Linked DNA regions of Homo sapiens: region 1 is linked to region 2. A link is a contact called in ENCODE Hi-C or POLR2A ChIA-PET data. All regions are on one chromosome and are shown on one strand. The core of a region is the stretch at or near the end of the contact, and the rest is flanking DNA. Distances in the headings are between cores, read along the strand shown. Region 1 overlaps PPP6R2 (protein phosphatase 6 regulatory subunit 2). Region 2 holds the start of HDAC10 (histone deacetylase 10).

The links. A loop is a pair of places that touch in the nucleus more often than their neighbours do. ChIA-PET counts read pairs that join two places held with the same protein, here RNA polymerase II (POLR2A). Pooled maps may share reads with other maps.
Region 1: a map with no recorded cell type shows a loop between it and region 2 (3-fold over the local background). The contact joins the enhancer-like site here to the promoter of HDAC10 in region 2. A Hi-C loop is called at or near these places in 1 of 37 single-sample maps with no recorded cell type and 5 of 50 pooled maps. POLR2A ChIA-PET finds 5 or more read pairs at or near these places in 6 of 52 experiments (Caco-2, HepG2, WTC11 and 3 more).

Annotation. Positions count from the first base shown.
Region 1 is chr22:50,398,259-50,404,915 of GRCh38, reverse strand. All of the region lies in intron 3 of PPP6R2 (protein phosphatase 6 regulatory subunit 2), which reads right to left. Among named protein-coding and RNA genes, the nearest start is that of MIR12114, 5.9 kb to the left of the region's middle. RefSeq lists enhancers at 4,584-5,180, 6,590-6,657. Within about 2 kb of position 5,060, at least 23 of the 41 ENCODE cell types and tissues checked have a DNase peak (open chromatin) inside an H3K27ac peak, as active enhancers do.
Region 2 is chr22:50,248,693-50,254,577 of GRCh38, reverse strand. HDAC10 (histone deacetylase 10) reads left to right here and starts at 3,313. Exons shown (of 20, transcript NM_032019.6): 1 at 3,313-3,604; 2 at 3,673-3,807; 3 at 4,055-4,151; 4 at 4,418-4,515; 5 at 4,614-4,718; 6 at 4,875-4,943; 7 at 5,124-5,250; 8 at 5,410-5,475; 9 at 5,688-5,747; 10 at 5,827-5,885. The coding sequence starts at 3,546. It overlaps MAPK12 (mitogen-activated protein kinase 12), which reads left to right. Exons shown (of 12, transcript NM_002969.6): 12 at 1,098-1,677. The coding sequence ends at 1,177. RefSeq lists enhancers at 2,298-2,467, 4,122-4,968 and a silencer at 2,958-3,617.

The sequences.
Region 1 (6,657 bases), core at 3,811-6,310, 150 kb before region 2:
AGCCCCCATAGCAAGGCCTGGTGCATGACCCTGCCTCTGGGAATGCTGGGGAGGAGCCCAGGGCCCACCCAGTGGGAGCGTCCTGTAGGAATGGCTGTCTCAGAACAGGCCTGTCCTGACACCAGCAAGTGACCTGTCCTCTCTGTGTCTGGGTTTTCTCATCTGAACGTGCAGGTAAGGACGGGCACGGTGGCTTACACCTATAACCCCAGCACTTTGGGAGGGTGGGCAGGTGGATCACTCTTGAGCTCAGGAGTGGGAGACTAGCCTGGGCAACATGGTGAAACTCCGTCTCTCCAAAAAAAAAAAAAAAAAACAAGAAAGAAAGAAAAATTAGCCAGGCGAGGTGGCACATGCCTGTGGTCTCAGCTACATGGGAGGCTGAGGTGGCAGGATGGCTTGAGCCCGGGAGGCGCAGGATGGCTTGAGCCCGGGAGGCAGAGGTTGCCGTGAGCCAAGATCACACCACTGCACTCCAGCCTGGGTGGCAGAGTAAGACTCTGACTTAAAAAAAGAATATATGCCGGGTGCAGTGGCTCACACCTGTAATCCCAGCACTTTGAGAGGCCGAGGCAGGTGGATCACCTGAGGTCAGGAGATTGACACCATTCTGGCCAACATGGTGAAACCCCATCTCTACTAAAAATACAAAAATTAGCCAGGTGTGGTGGTGGGCGCCTGTAATGCCAGCTACTGGGGAGGCTGAGGCAGGAGAATCACTTGAACCTGGGAGGCAGAGGTTGCAGTGAGATGAGATCAAGCCACTGCACTCCAGTCTGGGTGACAGAGCGAGACTCTTGTTTCCAGAAAAAAAAAAAAAAAAAAATAGAATGTGCAGGTGACAGTGCCTGCCCATGCCTGTCACACAGCAAATGTGTGCTCAAGGTCAGCTGCTATGACCTTCCTTCTCTTGCCAACATGTGGCCACCGCCAGGTAGAGAGGCAGCCCTAGCACTGGACCTAAGCCAAGGTGGTCCACGCGACCGGCTGGAGGGGCCAGGGTTTGAGAGACTCTATAGGAAACAGCTGGCCAGGCCTGGCAGCCGACCAAGTGTGGAAGGGGAAGAAACGCAATGATCTCGGCTGGCTGGGGGGTGGGTGTGCCTCATCAGCCCAGACAAGAAAGTGCCACTTTTAGAGCTCTGAGGAACAGCGCCTGTGAAGGGCAGGTGGAGTGTAGAGGGTCAAAGAGTGGCCCAGCAGGCTTGGGTTTGGGAGAGAGGACCTGGCTGGGGCCCGATGGAGTAGGGTCAGGGCACAGGGGCACTGCAAGCTGGATGTGTGGGCAGAGAGGGGGCCTGAGAGCTGGCGCAGGGGGCTGGGGCAGGCCCAAGCTCATCCCCTCACTAGCCGACCTCACTAGCCGAACTTTCTGGCCTTTAGTGTCCTTGTCTGTTAATTGGGGCAGGCAGTACCCACCCTGTGGGATGTCAGAGGGGCTGGCCAGCAAGTGGACAACACATGGTCCCTCAGGGCAGGAGGACCAGAGAGCAGGAGAGGAGGGCCAGGTTGGCAGCCTCAAAGGCCACAGTGAGGCCCCAGGTCTACCAGATCTCTAACACTAAGACCGGTGAGCTGGGCAGGGGGAGGAAGTCACATCCCATGGGGTGAGGAGGAAGATCAAACGTAAGGAAGCAGAGAAACATCCAAATCATTCCTTGAAGAAGTGTCTCAATACCACAGGGAACAAACTGATTTTTTTTTTTCTTGAGACAGAGTCTTGCTCTGTTGCCCAGGCTGGAGTGCAGTGGTGCTATCTCAGCTCACTGCAACCTCCGCCTCCCGGGTTCACGTCCTGTCTCAGCCTCCTGTGTAGCTGGGATTACAGGCATGCACCACCATGCTCGGCTAACTTTTGTATTTTTGGTAGAGACGGGGTTTTACCATGATGGCCAGGCTGGTCTCGAACTCCTGACTTCAAGTGATCTGCCTGCCTTGGCCTCCCAAAGTGCTGGGATTACAGGCGTGAGCCACCACACCCAGCTCCAAACTCATCTTGTCTACACACGGACAAACGTGTGCACACATGGCACAAACCAAGCTAGAAGACACTGATTCTCTAGATGGAGGGACTAAGATTTTCTTTTTTCCTTTATCAACATTTTACAGTTATTCTTCAAATGACAGGTGCTGCTCTAGTAGTTTTAAAAATGTATACAAGGTATAGAAATTCCAGTCAAACACAGCAGATGGAGCACACAGGCTTGTTCATATTCCCTCTCAAACTCCATCTCAAATAACACAAAGAATTAAAAAGACAAGAATGGAGAGGCAGAAACGACGAACCAGCCTGGAGGACTGAAGCAGCCGGCCACGTGAAGACTGACTTGGCACAGGGAAGGCTGAGTTTCAGGAGCCCACAGAAGGGGCATCAACTAGAGATGAGAATTCAGGCCACAGAACTCCAGAGAGGCCTGGACACTGATTTGGCGGCCAGTAAGGGCAGGGTGGGCTGAGAACTTACAGGCCAGGGCAGTGGGACATGTCCCTTCCTTATGGCTCCTGGGGCCAGGGACACCAGGCACAGCCACAGGGTGACCAGACACCATCCAGAAATAGGGAACTTGGTAAAAAAAAAAAAAAAAAAGAAACTGGGGTGCCCCCAGCCCTCTTCCCAACTCAGCTCCTGATACTGACAGGTCCATTCCCCACAGGGGAGAGCTAGAAGGATTCTTTTCTGGGAAAAATAATGGGACAAAGAGAAAAGTCAACTAGTGGCCTCTAAGCTGTGGTGAGTAAGCCCCATGCAGATCCCAAACTCTGTGCAGGATCTAGGGCCCCACTTATGAAAGAAGCGTGGTGCTGACCAAGCAGAAAACAAGGCACACGGAGGAGAGCAAGTGTAGAGAACAGAAGGAAACTCTTTTAAACTACAATGTTCTCAGAGATGACACATTAAGACTGTGTATCCATGAATGAGAACTTGAAGCTTTTATTAAAATATATGAGAATAAGAAACTGCTCTTAGAAATTAAAAATATGGGCCAGGCGTGGTGGCTCACGCCTGTAACCCCAGCACTCTGGGAGAACAAGGCGGGCGGATCACTAGGTCAGGAGATCAAGACCATCCTGGCTAACACGGTGAAACCCTGTCTCTACTAAAAAATACAAAAAAATTAGCCGGGCGTGGTGGCAGGCGCCTGTACTCAAGAGGCTGAGGCAGGAGAATGGCGTGAACCCAGGAGGCGAAGCTTACAGTGAGCCGAGATTGTGCCACTGCATTCCAGCCTGGGCGACAGAGTGAGACTCCGTCTCAAAAAAAAAAAGAAAAAAGAAAAAGGGAGGCTGAGGCGGGAGAATGGTGTGAACCCAGGAGGCAGAGCTTGCAGTGAGCCAAGATCGCATCACTGTACTCCAGCCTGGGCGACAGAGCGAGACAGACTCTGTCTCAGAAAAAAAAAAAAAAAATTGGCCTGGCGCGGTGGCTCACGCCTGTAATCCAGCACTTTGGGAGGCCGAGGCGGGCGGATCACGAGGTCAGGAGATCGAGACCATCCTGGCTAACACGGTGAAATCCCGTCTCTACTAAAAAATATAAAAAATTAGCCGGGCGTGGTGGTGGGCGTCTGTAGTTCCAGCTACACGGGAGGCTGAGGCAGGAGAATGGCGTGAACCCGGAGGTGAAGGTTGCAGTGAGCCGAGATCGTGCCACTTCACTCCAGCCTGGGCGACAGAGCCAGACTCCATCTCAAAAAAAAAATAAAATTTTAAAATATGACAGATGTTAAGCATGGTGGCACCTGTGGTTCCAACTGCTTGGGAGGCTGAGATGGGAGGATCACTTGAGCCCAGGAGTTTGAGTCCAGACTGGGCAACATAGCAAGACCTCACATCTAAAAAACAAACAAAAAATAATGGTAGAACTTTGAAAAGTCAATAAAAGGATGAGAACTTAAAAGATGAAGAAGTCTCTCAGATGTAGGCCAAAAAGGCAAAGTACAAAACATTAAAAGCAAAAATAAGGAAAGCATTAATTTGAGTAATCTAACACCTCATTAGAAGTCCCAGAAAGAGAAAAGAGGGAAAATATCAAAGAAACAATATGAGAAATTTCCCTCAGCTAATGTCACAAATGTACAGACTAAAAGGGTTCAGGGAGCCCAGAACAACAAATGAAAGAAATGGATATCCACTGTTGACCTCATTTGTCTACTCGGGATATCTTTGCTTACTTATACAACTTTTCCCTTAGAGTCAATATTTTTCTGTTTGCTTGATTTTGTACTTACCTATTACTAAATTCGCCCAAGCTCTGACTATGAAACTCTCTTGGCTCAATGATGCTCTTTGGGGATCCCCTGTCCTGACCCATGGAATAATTCCACATTACTGGGAAATTGAGAAACAATAGGGCTTAGAAAAGAACCTAAATGCCCTCAGAGAGGAGAGAAAACAGGTGACACACGTGAGCCAGGAGCTTGCTACATCAGACTTGTGAGACTAGAGGACAACACGGAGGCTCCCAAAGCCCAGGGGGTAATGCCCAGTCTGAACTTCTAATCAGAGGGTCTCAAACACGCAGGCCCGATGCCCTAAACATCACCACCCACGAACTCCATCTCAGGAAGCTGTTTTAACAGAGTGTAATTTACCACAGGAAGTCAACCGAAGAAGAGGAAGAAGCCATGACAGGAGATGGACAATGGATGTGGAGTGGATGGTCAGTGGCCCAGGAACTGTTATGGCAAAGTTCCCTTCCTCCCAGTGTTTCCCTTGGTGGAGACGCTGTCTTTCTTTCAGTTCTGCCCTGAGTGCAGCAAGTCTCTCTGCGGCAGGGGGTGCTTCCTGGGGGCCCGCTGTGACCCACTGCTGCTTCCCACTGGGTGAGCAGTTCTAATTCTGCAATCAGGAATGAGGAAGCCCACAGCTCAGAGTTATAAATGACACTGCTTTATGAGTAATGAAAGCGACAGCTTGGTGTCTCTTACTGACTCTTCTGTCTTATTTCTCAAATAATCCAGATCTTGGCAAGCAAACTAGACAAGAGCTCACGAAAAGACCAGGAGCATCCCCAGGCTCTAGGGCTGACCATGTGACTGCTGCTGCCTCCAGCCCTGGGGTGGCGCCCTCTGCTGTGGCCTGGGCAGGCAGTGCTCTGACTCCAGAAGGTGACCAGCCATCTTACAGTCACAGTGGCTTTTCAGCCAAGGGCTGCTCCGCAGAAGCAGGGCTAGCTGCATGTGAGGCCTTAGGAAGAGGCAGCGTGTGGGCCTCACCTCCCTGGAGCAGCCCCTGGCTTTAATTAAGCAGGGTCAGTGGCTGCTACCTGATCCCAATCCACCCAAACCAAGTGCAGCTTCTCTTGAGCACAGACAGCTCAGGCAAATTCTCCACTTTCAAGAAGAGTCCTCCCATAATTGAGCCTGTGGTCATGGAGGTGTTCTGCCAGGTCTGCAGGAGAACCCTGACCTCCAAGGCTAACAGGTTGCGGGAGGCGGTGTTTAACCTGGCAGTGCCACTAGGCAAGGATAGCAGAGTCGCGAAGCACAGGTGCTGCTCTGTATAAATGAAGCCTTCTTGGAATGTAGCCCCATCCATTTGTTTACTATTTTCTGTAGCTGCTTTCATGCTACAACTTCAGAGTTGAGCCGTTGCAACAGAGACCTTACAACCTGCAAAGCCTAAAGTATTTACTCTCTGACTTTTCATAGATACAGTCTGCCAACTCCTGGTCTACATATATATTTATATCTTCTCCATCTTTTTTTATTTTTTAAAGAGATGACAGTCTTGCTGTGTCATGCAGGCTGGAGTGCACTTACTCTCTCAGCTTCCCAAGTAGCTGGGACTACAGGCACCGGCCACCACGCCTGGCTAATTCTTTGTATTTTTAGTACAGACGGGGTTTCACCGTGTTAGTCAGGATGGTCTCCATCTTCTGACCTCATGATCCGCCCGCCTCAGCCTCCCAAAGTGCTAGGATTACAGGCGTGAGCCACCACGCCCGGCCCCTATTCTATTTCTCAAAAAAAGTGTTTTTTGTTTCACTTTATTTACAAGGCTAGTCATGTGACGCAGACAGACTGAAGAAGGAAGAAAGAAATCTTAACTGCTTGTGACCAATTAGGTGTAAACACTGCTGCACTTTGACTAGCCTCAAAAAAAGTGTCTTCTGTAATCTTAGCACTATCCTAGCACTTTGGGAGGCCGAGGCAGGCAGATTGCCTGAGCTCAAGAGTTCAAGACCAGCCTGGCCAACATGGTAACCCCGTCTCTTCTAAAAATACAAAAAATTAGCCAGGCATGCTGGTGTGCGCCTGTAGTCCCAGCTACTAAGGAGACCGAGGTAGGAGAACTGCTTGAACCCAGGAGGCGGAGGTTGCAGTGAGCCAAGATCGCGCCACTGCACTCCAGCCTGGTTGACAGAAAGGACTGTGTTTCCAAAAAAAAAAAAAAAAAAGTCTTAATATGTTTTTTTTTTTAAATAAAGAAATAGAGATGGGGGCCGGGTGCAGTGGCTCATGCCTGTAATCCCAGCACTTTGGGAGGCTGAGGCAGATGGATCACCTGAGGTCGGGAATTCGAGACCAGCCTGGCCAACATGGTGAAACCCTGTCTCTACTAAAAATACAAAAAATTAGCTGGGTGTGGTGATGCATGTCTGTAATCCCAGCAACTCGGGAGCCTGAGGCAGGAGAATCACTTGAACCTGGGACG
Region 2 (5,885 bases), core at 2,064-4,563:
CGGGTACACACCGTTCTCCTGCCTCAGCCTCCCGAGTAGCCGGGACTACAGGCGCCCGCCACCAGGCCTGGCTAATTTTTTGTATTTTTAGTAGAGACGGGGTTTCACCGTGTTAGCCAGGATGGTCTCGATCTCCTGACCTCGTGATCCGCCCGCCTCGGCCTCCCAAAGTGCTGGGATTACAGGCGTGAGCCACCGCGCCCAGCCCTCTCCTTGCCCCACTTTAGGATCCCTCCCCCCTGGACAACTGTATACCCAAGACAGTCCCCAGGGCCTCGCCTGTCTCCCCCAGCCCCCGCTAAGCAGTCCAGACTCCAACCCCAACTGCTGGGGTCCATCATCCCCTATACCAGGGGCTATCCCCTCAACTTGGAGGGCTGGCCAAAGCCTGTGCAGCCTCAGGCTGGACTCAGAGAAGCCTCCCCAGCTCCCGCAGCTATGCTGCGGCCTGAGGCTGTGCTGGACCTGGCTTCATTTCTGCTCCAGGATGGCAGGCTGTGTCTTCTTCATGGCTGCATGACCAGCCTGGGGTGGGTGTGCCCGGGGAAAGTAGGTGTACACTGGGAGCCGTGCCATGTTTCAGGCCCTGTCCTGGCTCTGCCTCGGGTGCGGGACCTTGGTCCTCCACACTGGCTGGGTGGGGCTGGATGGGTTGAGATTCACATGTGCTCCTTACGACCACGGGTCCCTGGGTGCCCGCAGCAGGGCCTCCACCCTTCGCTGTGTGCATATTCGTGTGCTTATGAGTTTGGCTTTGTTTGATTAAAGGTTTCTGCTGCTAGAAAGATAACTTGAAAGCCATGGGCCATAGGATCCTCTCTGTAGTCCCCACCCACACAACTGTGGCTGAGGCCTCAGCTCTTAGGACAGACCGTGGTGGACATGTGGCCAAGCCCTGGCCACCTCCCCTTTCCCTGGAAAATCCAGATCTAGAGCAATGGCCTCTTCACACAAACCTTCTCTCAGTGGTTCAGACCACATTAGGATTAGAGAAGGGCCCCACGAGGCACCGCCAGGCGTGTCTGTGAGCGACTCCCAGGATGGAAGGCAAAGGCTGACCCCCCTCTCTGTTGTGCCCGCCCCCCCACCCCCGCCAGGTGTTACTTACAAAGAGGTGCTCAGCTTCAAGCCTCCCCGGCAGCTGGGGGCCAGGGTCTCCAAGGAGACGCCTCTGTGAAGATCTCTGGGCTCCGGGGTGGCAGTGAGGACCACCTTCACCTTCCACCTGAGAGGGGACTCTCGTTGCCACCTTGACCTTGGCTGGGGCTTGCATCCCAAGGCATCCATCAGAGCAGACGCCCGGGTTCCATGGACCCTCCTCCCCACGGCCATGCCTCTGCTCTTGGGCGCCCATCATGGAGGAGCACCTGAACTTTCTGGACAAGACCTCTGGCCGACCTGGGGATGGCCTCTGATCCCTGGAGCAGTGGCCCACTTGCCCGGTGCTCTCAGAAACCTCAGAGCTGGTGGGGCTCCAGATCAGGCCTTGGCCTCTGAGCCCTGCCTGCTCTGGGCCATGCAGAGGAAGGACAGAGGGTGGGCGCAGGGCACCAACTCAGGGACATCCCCTCTCCTGGGCGACGTCAGTGGACCTTCCTGCACCCCCAGCCTGGAATGTAAATCAGCTGTGTGGTGCCCGCGTGGCTGGAAGGAAATAGACCCTTTTGTAGCTCCCTGTTCTGGCTGTGCGTCCTCATGCCGGGTCCCACCTTAAGACCTCCGGGCCCTTGGCCTGCATGTAGAGGAGGCTGGCCTGATAGCTCAGACCCTTAGAGCCAGGAGGGGGGCCTGAGCATCCCATCTCTCCCAGGCCACAAAGCTGGTGCCCACTTCCCCCAGGCCTGTGCCAGTGATCTTCGAACCCCCACGTTAGGGCTTGGCCCCTCCCCTTTTACGGGGTGACCTGCTAATGGCTTAGACTCTAAGCCACTGTGTGTGGATCCTGAAGCCAGACCCAGGGGCAGGGCCTGATGGGGAGGAGTGTTAGGATCTACCCTAGCTCTCTGCATCCTCCAATGCCAGCAGGTCCCTGGGGGGAGGGGGCACGCTGGGCACGTTGAGACCCCTGTGGTGAAGTGGTGAGCGCCAGCCAGTCCCTGGGGGGACGGGGCACATTGGACATGTTGAGACCCCTCTGGCCCCTGTGGTGGATTGGTGAGCGCAGAGGGCTGGGTTTTATTCTTGATCAAACCTCTAGCCCCTACTACCCTGCTCCAGTGGTATCTTCGTGCCCAGGCCGCCCTCTGCAGGCCACTCGGTGTTTCCAAGGGTGGCGGCTGGAACACAGGCCATGGGCACCTCCAAACCTGTCCCAGGGCAGGGGTTACAGCAGAGAGACCAGTGAGGGGCAGGGCAGGGCAGGCCAGGTGTCCTCGGTGGACATGCCCACAGCTGGCCCAGCCAAAGTGGACCTGATGAGCTGCCACGACAGATGGGCCTTCTCTGCCCAGCGACCCTCATGCCTCTCCAGGGCATCCGGGCCTGGGGGACGTGATCGCCATCAGTTCCGGAGCCACGCTGACTTGTGGCATGGCTGCTGTCCACACTGGGCCCAAAGTGTGGGCCCATAGGTGGCCTGAGGACTGGGGGCCCCAAAATTCTGTGACCCAGCTGGATGTGAACTCCCGCGGGGGCAGGGTGTCCCCTGGGCTCCAGGGGGCCTCAGGTTTCCTCTCGGGCATCTTCCTCCGTGGCTGTGCCCGTGCCTCCTATCTTCCTCAGTCCCCCACCATGCTACCGCAACCCCGGTCCAGTGTCCCCACCTCCACCGACCTTGACTCTGCTCTTGGGCCAGGGGTCTTCTTGGAGCTAGAACCGGACTCACTCCCTCCTTAAACCTCGGGGGCGGTGCTGCGCCTCCATGCAGCCACGACCACCGCCCTGAGCCGGCCGCAGCGCCACCTGCCTCCCCGCGGGCTCCTCCCGCCTCGTGGCCTTTGCCCTGCAGACCCCTCGCCCCCCTCGCCTTTCACCCCAGGTCTTCCTGCGCCCGGGCCGGGTGGGCCTTGGGGCTGCGCTGGACCCTGACCCAGCTGGTGCAGAACGGGGCTCTCATGGGCAGGCTCGGCCACGGGCGTTCGGGTGGGGCTGCGGCGACCACTCGCCTAAGGCCGGGGGACCCCGCCCCTCTTGGAGGGGATCGGGGCGGGGCCAATGGGGAGGCGGAGCCGCAGCGCAGCTCCGAGGGCTGGCGGCTCGGGGCGCCGAGGCTTCCGCGCCCGCTGGTTCCTCGCTCCGGGGCGGAGCTCGCGATAGCGACCGGGAGCAGGGCGCGGGGCGGGACCCAGGTCCGAGGCGAGGAAGCCGGAAGCCAGGCGCGGGGAGCCTCCCCCTTCGACTGCAGCCTCGCTCCGTGCCTTCTGCGCGCCTGGGATCCCGGAGCCTGCCTAGGTTCTGTGCGCTCCCGCCCAGGCCGGTGCCCGCCGCCCGCCTGCGCCCCAGGCAGGTCCCAGGCCTCCGGCTGCTCCCGGCCGAAGGTGGGGACAGGCAGTGGCAGGCACCACTAGCGAGGGCGTTTGGGAACCCAGGGTGACCACGGCGCAGCCATGGGGACCGCGCTTGTGTACCATGAGGACATGACGGCCACCCGGCTGCTCTGGGACGAGTAAGTGGGACCTGGCCGAGGTGGGGTGCGGGGAGGGACCTCTGAACTGAGCTCCTCATCTGCCCCAGCCCCGAGTGCGAGATCGAGCGTCCTGAGCGCCTGACCGCAGCCCTGGATCGCCTGCGGCAGCGCGGCCTGGAACAGAGGTGTCTGCGGTTGTCAGCCCGCGAGGCCTCGGAAGAGGAGCTGGGCCTGGTGCACAGGTCAGGACGGGGGCAGGCCCCACGATGGGGGGCGGGGCGGGCAGCCCAGCTAGAAACCTAAGAACCTGGGCCTACCCCGAGCCTGCCAGCCTCGAATACAGAGCCTCTCCCTATGCACCTCGGGTGGGCTCACAGGCTTGAGGAAGTGACAGGGTGGCCACTCCCACCATGAATCCCAGGTCCCCGCCTCCCGCCCCCCTGCTCCTGCTGGTGACCCTGCCTCTCCTGCCTGCCCATCTGCATGCAGCCCAGAGTATGTATCCCTGGTCAGGGAGACCCAGGTCCTAGGCAAGGAGGAGCTGCAGGCGCTGTCCGGACAGTTCGACGCCATCTACTTCCACCCGGTGCGTGTCCCCGGACACACTCACCTGTGCAGACACACATGCACGTGCCTTTGAGCGTTCACAGCCACGGCCGCCAACCCCAGCCAGTGTCCCCTGGTCCATACACATGACATTGCCCTGCACACCTGCCTGCTGGCACTGCCAGAGCCTGGGGCTGGCCTGTTCTGCTCAGCAGCTGGTGTCTTGCAGCCTGGCACAAGTGTGGGTATGGCCTGCAAAGGGCAGCAGGGAAGGCAGGGGGCTCATCTGCGCCCCTGCGCCCACAGAGTACCTTTCACTGCGCGCGGCTGGCCGCAGGGGCTGGACTGCAGCTGGTGGACGCTGTGCTCACTGGAGCTGTGCAAAATGGGCTTGCCCTGGTGAGGTGAGAGCTGCCCCTTCCCCTGGCTGCTCCTCCGTGGGTGGCCCTGTGAGGGGCCAGGGCGACCCTGACGTGACCCAAATCCTACTCTCACGCCGTAGGCCTCCCGGGCACCATGGCCAGAGGGCGGCTGCCAACGGGTTCTGTGTGTTCAACAACGTGGCCATAGCAGCTGCACATGCCAAGCAGAAACACGGGCTACACAGGTGTGTGCCAGGCTGGCTGCAGGGGGGTGGGCCCAGGCCACACAGCAAGGGGCAGCGCAGGAGGCGAGAGAACCCAGCCAGCACCTTCCCATCCCTGGCCGGGCTCCTGGAGGTGGGAGGCCCTGCCCCTTTGCCACCAGCGCTGTCTGTACCCAGGATCCTCGTCGTGGACTGGGATGTGCACCATGGCCAGGGGATCCAGTATCTCTTTGAGGATGACCCCAGGTGAGCAGGGGTGCGGAAACCACCCTTCCCTGCAGCCCCAGTTTTTGGGTGCACAGCCTGGCCTGGGAAAATCCAGGGGTGAGATACAGACATGTGCTCAGGGGTCAGCGTTCTACAGGGAGCTGTAGAGCTGTTGAGGGTCCTGACCTTTGACCTCTGGCCCTGGCTGGCTGTTGGCAGCGTCCTTTACTTCTCCTGGCACCGCTATGAGCATGGGCGCTTCTGGCCTTTCCTGCGAGAGTCAGATGCAGACGCAGTGGGGCGGGGACAGGGCCTCGGCTTCACTGTCAACCTGCCCTGGAACCAGGTGCCCACCCTCAAGCCCCAGGTCCCCACCCAGCCCCCTCCCCCTGGGCCCCTCCCCTCCCCCACAGTTCACCCTCAAGCCCCAGGTCCCCACCCACCCCCTCCCCCGGGCCCCTCCCCTGCCCCACAGTTCAGGATGTAGCCTGGGATGTCCTGCCAGGTTGGGATGGGAAACGCTGACTACGTGGCTGCCTTCCTGCACCTGCTGCTCCCACTGGCCTTTGAGGTGACTGCACGGAGGGCTCCCCCAGGGCAGCCGGGTGGGAGGGGGACCTTGTGCCTGGAGTGCGCCAGTGAAGGCAGGAGGAGGGTTATGAGCTGTCCCACTCCTGTGTGGCTGGGGAAGGTGCTCAGGAGGGGATGGGATGGGCCTGGCTCGCCCTCACCTGGGCTCCAGCCCCTCTCTGTCGACCCTCCCCACTCCGGCCTGGCCTGTAGTTTGACCCTGAGCTGGTGCTGGTCTCGGCAGGATTTGACTCAGCCATCGGGGACCCTGAGGTGAGGGCCTTGCCTTGCCAGGGAGGGCTTCTGGGGTCCTGGGGCCCAGGTCCCCCATCACACATGGCTCTGGTTCCAGGGGCAAATGCAGGCCACGCCAGAGTGCTTCGCCCACCTCACACAGCTGCTGCAGGTGCT